Linked DNA regions of Homo sapiens: region 1 is linked to region 2. A link is a loop called in an ENCODE intact Hi-C map of the cell type or tissue named here. Cell type or tissue: PC-3. All regions are shown on one strand.

Region 1 (5,000 bases), 530 kb before region 2:
AAATTCCAACACTGCATGAAAAGATATCTATTAATTTCTTTTACTTATTTAAAAATGTTACATTTCTCCTTACCTCTTAGGGTGTGCTAAAGGAAAAAGCTTCTGGTCATTCACAAGTCCCAAGTTCTGGCCCACTGTTAACCATTCATTCAAAAATATTTTTACTACTATATATTGTGTACTTAGCACAGCACTAGGTCAAGTAAATTTTGGAAATAATGAGTCATGGTCTTTCCTCAGAAGTTATTTACAATCTCATTATAAAGACAAGACATACAGTAAACTACTAGTCAATTTAATGAACTACAAAATTGTGAGTACAACTAGAAAATAGGGCAGTATAAAACAGAAATACAGTCTTTCTCCATTATTTGTGGATTCCATATTTGCAAATTTGCCTACTTGCTAAAATTGATCTGTAACCTCCATGTATTCTTGGACATGTACAGAGCAGGGAAAATTTTTAATTGCCCAAAGTGCACATTCCCAGCTGAGGCTAAACAAGGCATTCTCTGCCTTTTTGTTTCAGCTCTCATGCTATACCATAGTGTCCCCTTGTTGCCAGGGCTGGAGTACAGTGACACTATCTTGGTTCACTGCAGCCTCGCCCTCTCGGGCTAAAGTAATCCTTTCACCTCAAATTCTGGAGTAGCTGGGACTACAGACGAGAGCCACCATGCCCGGCTAATTTTTGTATTTTTTGTAGGGACGGGGTTTCGCCATGTTGTCCAGTGTGGTCTTGAACTCCCTGGCTGAAGCGATCCAGCCGCCTTGGCCTCCCATATTGCTGGGATTACAGGCGTGAGCCATCAGGACCAAGTGTCCTTTTCACATTCCATTTAGTGATATGTTTTTCACGTTTTTGTACTTTTTGTTGATGTTGCTGTTTAAAATGGTCCCCAAGCGTTGTGCTGTATAGTGCTCCTAAGCACAAGAAGGCTGTCATGAGCCTTGCAGAGAAAATAGCAGTGTTAGATAAGCTTTGTTGAGGTATGAATTATAGTGCTGTTGACTGAGTTCAATGTTAATGAATCAACAATATATATTAAATAAGATGTCTTTAAGCGGAAACACACATACAACAAAACTATGTATTGATTAAGTTGATGAAAATGCGACCAGAGGCTTACAGGATCCTAATCCTGTATTTCCCTTAGGAGTAATGATTCAGTATTTACTAATTCAGTGTTTCCAGCAACTTTACAGAACCTAACTACTGCAAATAACAAGAATCAATTACATACTGAGGGAAAGGTTTTTTTCAAATACACTTTACTTCCTTTTATGCACCAGGGATAAGAAAAGCCTTCCCAAGAAATTACCACTGTTTCAAAGAGCCTATAAAAGCAGTGCTCCTGCCTTCTAGTATCCTTTTCCCCTCTACTCTCCACACTTTATTCTTTCTCGGTTTCTCTCTTCCTGTTTCTTGCAGGGTCTCCACTTAAATAATGTCTTTCAACAATCTACAGTCCTATAATACATTTAATAAAGGTGGACACACAAGACATACAAGTACTTTTTTTTTTTTTTTTTTTTTTTTTGAGACGGAGTCTCGCTCTGTCGCCCAGGCTGGAGTGCAGTGGCTCGATCTCTGCTCACTGCAAGCTCTGCCTCCCAGGTTCACGCCATTCTCCTGCCTCAGGCTCCCGAGTAGCTGGGACCACAGGCGCCCGCCACCACGCCCGGCTAATTCTTTGTATGTTTAGTAGAGACGGGGTTTCACCGTGTTAGCCAGGATGGTCTCGATCTCCTGACCTCGTGATCCGCCCGCCTTGGCCTCCCAGAGTGCTGGGATTACAGGCGTGAGCCACCGCGCCCGGCCCATACACGTACATTTTAAAGTGAGAGCTATGGCTGTGCTTCCGCAACATTAATTGCAAAATTCTGTGGTACCTCAGTTCCATGGGCACCCAGAGGATGCGTTGTTCAGCCTCAGCTGGGAATCTGCACTTTGGGCAATTAAAAATTTTCACTGCTCTGTTTATTTCTGCCGGGCGCGGTAGCTCACTCCTGTAATCCCAGCACTTTGGGAGGCCGAGGCGGGCGAATCACTTGAGGTCAGGAGTTCGAAACCAGCCTGGCCAACATGGTGCAACCCTGTCTCTACTAAAAATTCAAAAATTAGCCGGGTGTGGTGGCTCATGCCTGTAATCCCAGCTACTTGGCAGGCTGAGGCAGGAGAATCGCTTGAACCCGGGAGGTGGAGGTTGCAGTGAGCCGAGATCGTGCCATTGCACTACAGCCTGGGCGACAAGAGCGAAACTCCATCTCAAAAAAAAAAAAAGAAAGAAAGAAAGAAAAAGAAAAAAAAGAAAGTTTATTTCTGTTTCTTTAAGACGAAGTTCGGGTGTTTTGCCCTCTTCAGAAATGGTTGCACGCGCGTCCCACGCTCTGCGCATGCTCCTTGAGCAGAATTCCGGGTTAAGGCATTCAGGGACTCTGACTGCGCAAGATGGAGTGTAGGCCGGCCGGCGAGACTGCACCTCCCAGCATGCCTTGCAGCCAGGACTGGAGTCGGTACTTAAGAGTGATGGGGTTCCCTAGATACTTTAGGCCGTCGCATCGATTATAGAGATTGAGGTGGAACCCGGGGCCTGGGAACTGGACGCACGCGGAGGGCGAAGATGGAAGCCTGGCGCTGTGTGAGGAAGGGCTACGGCCACTGTGTGGTGGGAAGAGGCCGGTCAGTAGGGCTGGGTACTCGGAGGGAGGAGAGAGGGGCGGGCGGCCTGAAAGAGCGGGCGGGCGTCCGGGACTAACCCGGGGCGGGGCGGGGCGGGCTAGGGGTGGAAGGAAGAGGAAGAGGGTCTGGGCGATGGTGCATCCGGGACGAGCCTCCAGAGACCAAGCGGGATAGGTAAACCCGCCGCGCAGCTGGCGGGACGCTGGGCCAACGAGGTCTGGGGTCTTGGCGCGGAGTTCATGGGCCGCCGGCCAGGCTTGTGCCAGTGGCTTTGGATCCCTGGCCTGCTTCCCCCAACCCAGCCTCCAGACCAGCGCTGGCCTGCTCCACACACTCCGCAGCACCGTCCCGGGAACCGAGCGTCGGCGGGGAGGCCGCCTCTCCGCAGTAGGTCTCGGCGGGCCTGATCCCTTGGAGGCGCGTGTGTGGCACACGCCCAGGAGGGGCTTGATTTTTGTTGATGTGTTAGTGTCTTTCAAACTTTAGTCACTTGTATGTCATCCCTTACTGTTATGGCCAAGTTCTTGTTTCACGTGTATTATTTACTGGATATTTTTCTTTAAATTGACTCAGTTTTTTTTAAAAAGCACTTCAGTAGGTGCTGCCCACATTAGCTTCACCCTAAGCAGTGTCTGCAGAGTCTTGGATTTGATGTGCGATTATGTTTTTTCCTAATAAACTAACATAAGTATTTAGAAATTACAATCAAGTAATTTAACTGTGTACTCTGTGAAACCGACTCGTGTACCACCCACCACGCTTGGGAAACACAGCATGTATTATTACATAAGCGATGGGGATTTGGTTGTAACTCCCATAGGCCTGGGACTTGATGGTAATTCAGTTCAACAATGTTTCCTGAGTACCAGCTGTTTGCCAGGCACTGTGCTAGGCACTTGTGAAGATAACGGAATTAAAATGAATAAGACGGTTCTGTTCTGGCCCTGAAGGAGCTTAACATCTTAAGAGAAAAAAAAGTCTGAATAAATAACTGCAAATATAGATAATAGCTTTTGTAGTACAAGTATTATATTTCAATACAGTGGCTTATTAGCATAGAAAATGCATGGACCAAGTGCCCAAATTCCTATGGCTTTCAGAGTTATCACAAAGCAGTGTAGAATGCCCATGTTATGCCTTTAAAGATTTACAATTAAGTAGATTTTAGAGAACAACTAGCGAATACTTAAACTGTAAAAATTATAATAAAAATTTAAATGCTGTTAAAACGAGAATAACAGCGTATAAAGTTAAATAACAGTAAACGCAACTTAAACAAAATTCCCTTAGGGATGGGAGCGCACATTATTGATGCTGTGGTAGAAATGTAGCTGTTAAGAATTTTGGAGGAAAGGATAAAAGTCCTTCTCTGAATCTTAACATTTTGCCAAAGTAGTATAGTGAGAGGAACATGGTGCTTTATTAAGCTGAAGTGTTTCTTGAGAGCCTGAGAGCAACATACCTATTAAAAATGTTAGCGCCACTTTGGAGATGTTTTGGATGATGGGTTAAATTGAAGCTGTTGGTTTGGAGTGTTGGTGCATTCGTAGTACGTCATCCCCATCCTCTTTCATTTCCCCCAACGAGAATCATGCTTAAAAAAGAATGGAGAAATAAATTATCCACCCGTTGATTAGTAAGAGAAGTAGTTTTGTGAATTTATGAAGTTGTGGATAGGCTTTTGTTTTCCTAACTATACAAGTGTTTGGAAAAATCTGCCCTTGGTATAAAAAACTGTTCAGAAACTTGTTATTACTCCAAGTTGGAGGAGAGGTTTACTTTAATTGTAGTGTGATATGAGTTCCTTATTCGATTTCAGTATAATACTTGTTGTGTATTTTATTTTCTCATTGAGTTTTGTAGGTGCTTGAAAGCTACTCTGAATATCATTTTGATAGTTGATTCATCTCTCAGTTGAACTATGTACATTTTCAGGGGTATGTGGTATTTTGGGAGCCTGGGAGGCATTCTGTGTTAAGTATTCAGAATACCATTCATGGTTTTTTAGGACGAGAGTATTGAGATATTGATGCCAATAGGTAAATCATGGGTGCTTTCCTCTTCATCCTTCACAGATTTAGCAGCCAGATTTTAAATATTAGACATTACCTTCCCTTGAGGAAACAGGCTTAGATTTTGTAAACTATAGCTGAACAAAAAGTGGTGCCTCAAGGAGTGTATTTATTTCTTTTAGATACCCCATGTTTCCCCATCACTCGAGGAGTCTGGGCAGAGACTGGACTACACCGTGGGAGAATCTGCAAAGGTGTTGCTGGAACAGACATATTTCTAGTTGTATGAGGTGGCCTGGACATTA
Region 2 (5,000 bases):
GGTTGTCCATCAGAAACACTGAGCTCAGTGGGGAAAGCCCCCATGTGACCAGAGATGTCTGTGAGCCAAGCATTTCTCCGGATGACATCACACCCTTGCTGATTGCCCAGGTGTTTCACGGCCTCTGAGAGCTGACACGGAACTTGCATCATTTCTGATGCTTGGCTCTTTAATTTGTTTGTTTTTGGTAAATAGTAAACCTGGACTAGGGTGGGGAAGTTTCCAAGATAACCAGATTGTAAACATATTCTACAGAGAATTTGGCAGGACTTGGACCTGGAGCCATCTCATTTCTTGTGGGCTGACACCCTGAGGCAGAGGAAATGATGGTGTCCAGCCCCTCTTGTGTCAGTCCTAGAACATACTTAAGATTCTGAACCTCTTTGGATCAGCCACAAAGGCCCACGGCCAGGTCCTGCTACCTCATATGCTTTTGTGTATCTCTTTTCCCCTTTCCTCTCTTCAGGCTGGCTGGTATCGGAAAACCCTGGATTCCCCTCCTTCCCTCTGCTTCTGTCCATTTATTTTCCTGGAATCAAAGCACAGCCTTGCACCCACATACTCACTTTGGGTCCATGAGCAAATCATTTCACAGGCCTGTGGAGGGCCAGGACGGGGGTGCTCTGCAGAGCTCCCACCTCCTCCATGACCTTACAGGAGAGGAGACAAAGGCTGGCAGGGCAACTTCCCCAAGTACCCAGAATGAACTACTTAACCCTGGGCAGGGCTCTGGAATGCTATGCTTCAGCCTACACATTGAACATGAACTTGGGATGGACCATTGATGGTTTCTGAGCAGGAGTGCTGGGACCAGAGCTGTGTGTTAGAAAGTGGATTCTGCCTGGGCACGGTGGCTCACATCTGTAATCCCAGCACTCTGGGAGGCCGAGGTGGGCAGATCACCTGAGGTTGGGAGTTTGAGACCAGCCAGACCAACATAGAGAAACCCCATCTCTACTAAAAATACAAAATTAGCCGGGTGTGGTGGCACATGCCTGTAATCCCAGCTAGTCGGGAGGCTGAGGCAGGAGAATCGCTTGAACCCAGGAGGTGGAGGTTGCAGTGAGCCAAGATTGCGCCACTGCACTCCAGCCTGGGCAAAAAGAGCGAAACTCCATCTCAAAAAAAAAAAAATAGTGGATTCTGACTCTGCAGGGAGGAGGACGTGAGGGGACAGAGCCAGGAGACAGAGACTAATTAGAGGCTGCCTATGGAAAACATTACTAGGCCACAGTTGACAGGCCTTTGTCGCCCATGGGCTGGGAGCAAGGAGGAGGAGAGAGGCAACACAGTTTCCCCAGGGCATGACCCCAGGGGGTCCTGTGCAAGATGTGACCTCAGCCAAGGGCACTGGCTGTGGGGAAAGGAAGGGAGGCCCCTGTGAGAGGTTTGCTGTCTGAGACTCCTTAGACATTGGCAACAGGCTGGATATAGAGAATGCTTAACCCTGGAATGTTGTCAGTGCTTTAGGGAAGAAGAGACATTTGGTGTAGGGGGTGAGTGTGCATAATCTTAGGGGCGGGTGGGGCATATTGACATCTAGATGATCAGTTGGTCATTCCACAATGTATCGTGTATCAAAACATCACACTGGCCAGCACAGTGGTGTGCACCTGGCGTCCTAGCTACTCGGGAGCCTGAGGCAGGAGGATCACTTGAGCCCAGGAGTTTCAGGCTGTAGTGGGCCACAAAGGTACCACTGCGCTCCAGCCTGGGTGACAGAGCAAGACCCCAACTCAAAAAAAAAAAAAACCACATTGTACTCCATAAATAGATGCAATTATTATTTGTCAATTAAAAATTAAATTAAAATTTAAAAAAAAGATGTCCAAGTCAAGTGCCCTACATAGAAAGTGCCCAACAGCACTGGAAGAGTAAAAGCAAGGACCGTAGAACCAAAAAGCATCAGGCAGAGAAGGCTGAGACGGCCAAGCCAGTAAGAGAATGCAGTGCCCTGGCCCCCAGCAGTCACCCCAGGACCCAGATTGTGCATGTGAGCACGGTGCCACACTTGGTTAGGGCTTGCTGGGGAATGGAGAATTCTGGTCCATTCCACCAAACCCCATCCCCTCCCAGAACCTACCTCCCAACTCCTTCCCTACTGATCCGTGTAATTCCCCATCTGTGCTAGGACTGGGACCTAATAGGACTGTTTCTATATGTGCCCTGCCCCCTAGCAGACCACGTGCTTTCTGAGCCTGGAGCCCTGTCCCCCTTCTTTCCTTCTTCTAATTCCCCACAGTGTCCAGGACAGAGCCCACATGTGCTGGGGACAGGCACACCATAGGATACTCAGAATGTCCAGACAGGGTGCCTGAGGCCCCATTTCCTCCTACCAGGAATTTGTGCCAGGTCCTGCCAGCATAGACAGTGACTTCCCTGACTTCCTAGTTTGGACAAGGTCGGTCAGTTCAGGTGGCTGCATGGTTCCCCCCAGGCTATTTACCTAACCTGCTGCAAATAGACCAGATGCCTGGATTCTGGGTGAAGGGGCAGGAAAGGGTTGTTTTTATTCAGACCTGCTCAGCCCACCTGTCCCAGAGGCTCCATGTTATCAAATGTTTTCCAGTTCCTATGGCGACGAAATCACGGAGCCAGGATGTGTTATTGTTCCGGGGAGAAAAGGGAAGGGCCACACCATAGGACTGACGTCCATTCATCCATCTGTCAGCCAGCCGCTGAGTCACCCAGCCATGGTCTGGTGCATCCACGCAGTCACTCCTCTGTGGTCTGAGGCTCCCACAGGCCTTCTCTCTTTGGCAAGAGGCTGGTCCCCTGTCCGTGACTGTCAGCAAGCATGCAACAGAGCACCCCTGCTGTGCCACATGTTGCCCTGGGCACTTCAGGGAGGCTAGCAAGGTGGGGAGGGAAGCTACTGAGGGGGGAACAGTCCTACCCTTAGGGAGTCAGAGCTTATGGGGAGGCATGGTCCCTGTCCTTTCAGAGCACACATATATATTCACAGACAGTTTCTAGGGCCACCTGTCGACTGGCTTACTCAGTGACCTCGGCCAAGCCACTTGACCTCTCTAAGCCTTTATCTCTTTATGCACAAAACAGGGAAAGTAGTACTATTTCATCAGATGGTTATGGGAAAGAAATGAGAGTGCCAGTGAAGTGCTTAGCACTGTACCCAGCATTCTACAAAGCACTCAATAAAGAGCCGCGTATGGTTATTGCTGATGAGTAGACCCTGGCCACACATCTCTGGACTACCTGAAGGTAAATCAGAGGGAGCTCCTGCTACTCCCCCAACACATGTGCCACCCACCTCACCTGCAGGGCAGCCATGGGAGGCCACCATGCACACAACCAGCCCCATCGCCCACCACCAGAACTTGAAATAGAAAGCTTCAACTGTGCAGACATAGATGAGGACAGAACAAGAGATTTGACAGGTCAGCCAAAGAGGTGGGTCAGCACAGGTGGTGAGGACCAAGGAGGCCGGGAGGCAGGCATTTCGAGAGTATCCCGGAGAGATGCTCAGGCCTCCCAGGTGCGCAGCAGGTATCTCCGGGCTTCTCCTAACTCCCTTGCTCCAGGACTGTGCTGGCCAAGCACCTTCTGATGACAGTTTGGACTTCTGGGTAGAATTCCCTACTGGAGAACAGGTGCTGATGGGTGAACACAGCCCACTGGGTAGCTGGATCCTCACCGTGAGCGACTGAATCAGCACTCTGATATTTACACTTGGGCTGCAGTGTGAGTCACCCCTCAACTCAGCCACCTCCAAGGCTCCTAACCAACTTGGATTTCTAGGCCTACAAAGTGGAAAACTGGCCCCTGGAATGTGATGACTACAGGGAGGAAATACCCTCTAGGGAACCCCCCACAAGAGGAACCTTCCCCAAGGGGAGCCCCAGAATGCACCTAGGGCCATTTTCCATACTGACCTCTGCTACACGCTATAGCCAGCCCAGCTAAGGCCACTCGCCCTGGGCTGGCCCTAATGCAATGCCCTTCAGACTGTGGATCAAGACCCATAAGTGGGTCATGGAGTCACTTTAGTAGGTGGGGTGAGCATTCTTTAAAAAGTCCACAGAATACAATAACAGAGGGCAAGGCATGGTGACTCACGCCTATAATCCCAGAACTTCGGGAAGTTGAGGTGAGTGGATCTCCTTAGGTCAAGAGTTCAAGACCAGCCTGGCCAACATGGTGAAACCCCGTCTCTACTAAAAATACAAAAATTAGCTGGGCATGGTAACGGGCGCCTGTAATCCCAGCTACTCAGGAGGCTGAGGCAGGAGAATCACTTGAACCCTGGGAGGCAGAGGTTGCAGTGACCTGAGATCACGCCATTGCACTCAAACCTGGGCAACAAAAATGAAACTGTCTCAAAAAAGAAAAAAGAATAACATATTAGAGTGTCTCACAGACGAGTAAGGGTGAGTATTACTTCATGAATCATTGGTGTGTATATATATACATATATGTGTATATGTATGTGTGTTGTATGGGTGTATGTACACACACATAATACATGGATAAACTTGAGCCAATGCCCCTGAAATAGAAAAACAGCACATTCTAATTGAATAATTTCTCGGAGCATTTGATAGAGGCTGTTTACAAAGATGGGACAGGGTGTGGGTAAATCATAAGGGACAGTGGGGCTCACTTATCACCTTTAGGCTTGAAGGCTTGAAGGAGGAAAGTGTTTTCAGAACTTGGAGACAGAGAATGATGTGGAAAGAGCGGGGATCATCAGGTGAGGGACCAGCTAGCCTGTGGCAACCCCACTGGGGAGTAAGTACTTCCCCCTTCTCCCTGTCTCTGCAGTCCTGCCAGGCCTGCCCTGCCGCTGAACCCAAGGGAAACTGAGAGCAGGGGAGCCAGGGAGGAGGCCGTTCAGTGGAAACATCCAGTATATAATGTGTGCACGGGATGCAAAGTAAAGTACAAGTGTTTTTCACTATGGGTTTCAGTTAATGACTTTTTTTGTTGTTGTTGTTGAGATGAAGTTTCGCTCTCGTTGCGCAGGCTGGCATGCAGTGGCG

The links. Hi-C counts contacts between places; a loop is a spot of excess contacts. Peaks named below come from ENCODE experiments on the same cell type or tissue, not always from the same donor. Only the 100,000 strongest peaks of a DNase experiment are listed, where the experiment ranks them.
Region 1: a loop joins it to region 2, with 5 times the contacts of the local background. A loop is called at or near these places in 2 of 110 quality-filtered maps.

Annotation. Positions count from the first base shown.
Region 1 is chr1:213,013,296-213,018,295 of GRCh38, reverse strand. It overlaps ANGEL2 (angel homolog 2), which reads left to right and starts at 2,429. Exons shown (of 9, transcript NM_144567.5): 1 at 2,429-2,683; 2 at 4,878-5,000. The coding sequence starts at 2,625. RefSeq lists enhancers at 2,394-2,703, 2,416-3,003, 3,004-3,592. In PC-3, no CTCF peak of the experiment used is centred here; a DNase peak (open chromatin) is centred at 2,425; H3K4me3 peaks cover 2,724 bases; H3K27ac peaks cover 2,087 bases.
Region 2 is chr1:212,483,795-212,488,794 of GRCh38, reverse strand. No RefSeq gene overlaps it. Among named protein-coding and RNA genes, the nearest start is that of LINC02771, 13 kb to the right of the region's middle. RefSeq lists an enhancer at 547-1,085. In PC-3, no CTCF peak of the experiment used is centred here; DNase peaks (open chromatin) are centred at 154, 2,594, 3,704 and 4,024; H3K27ac peaks cover 4,760 bases.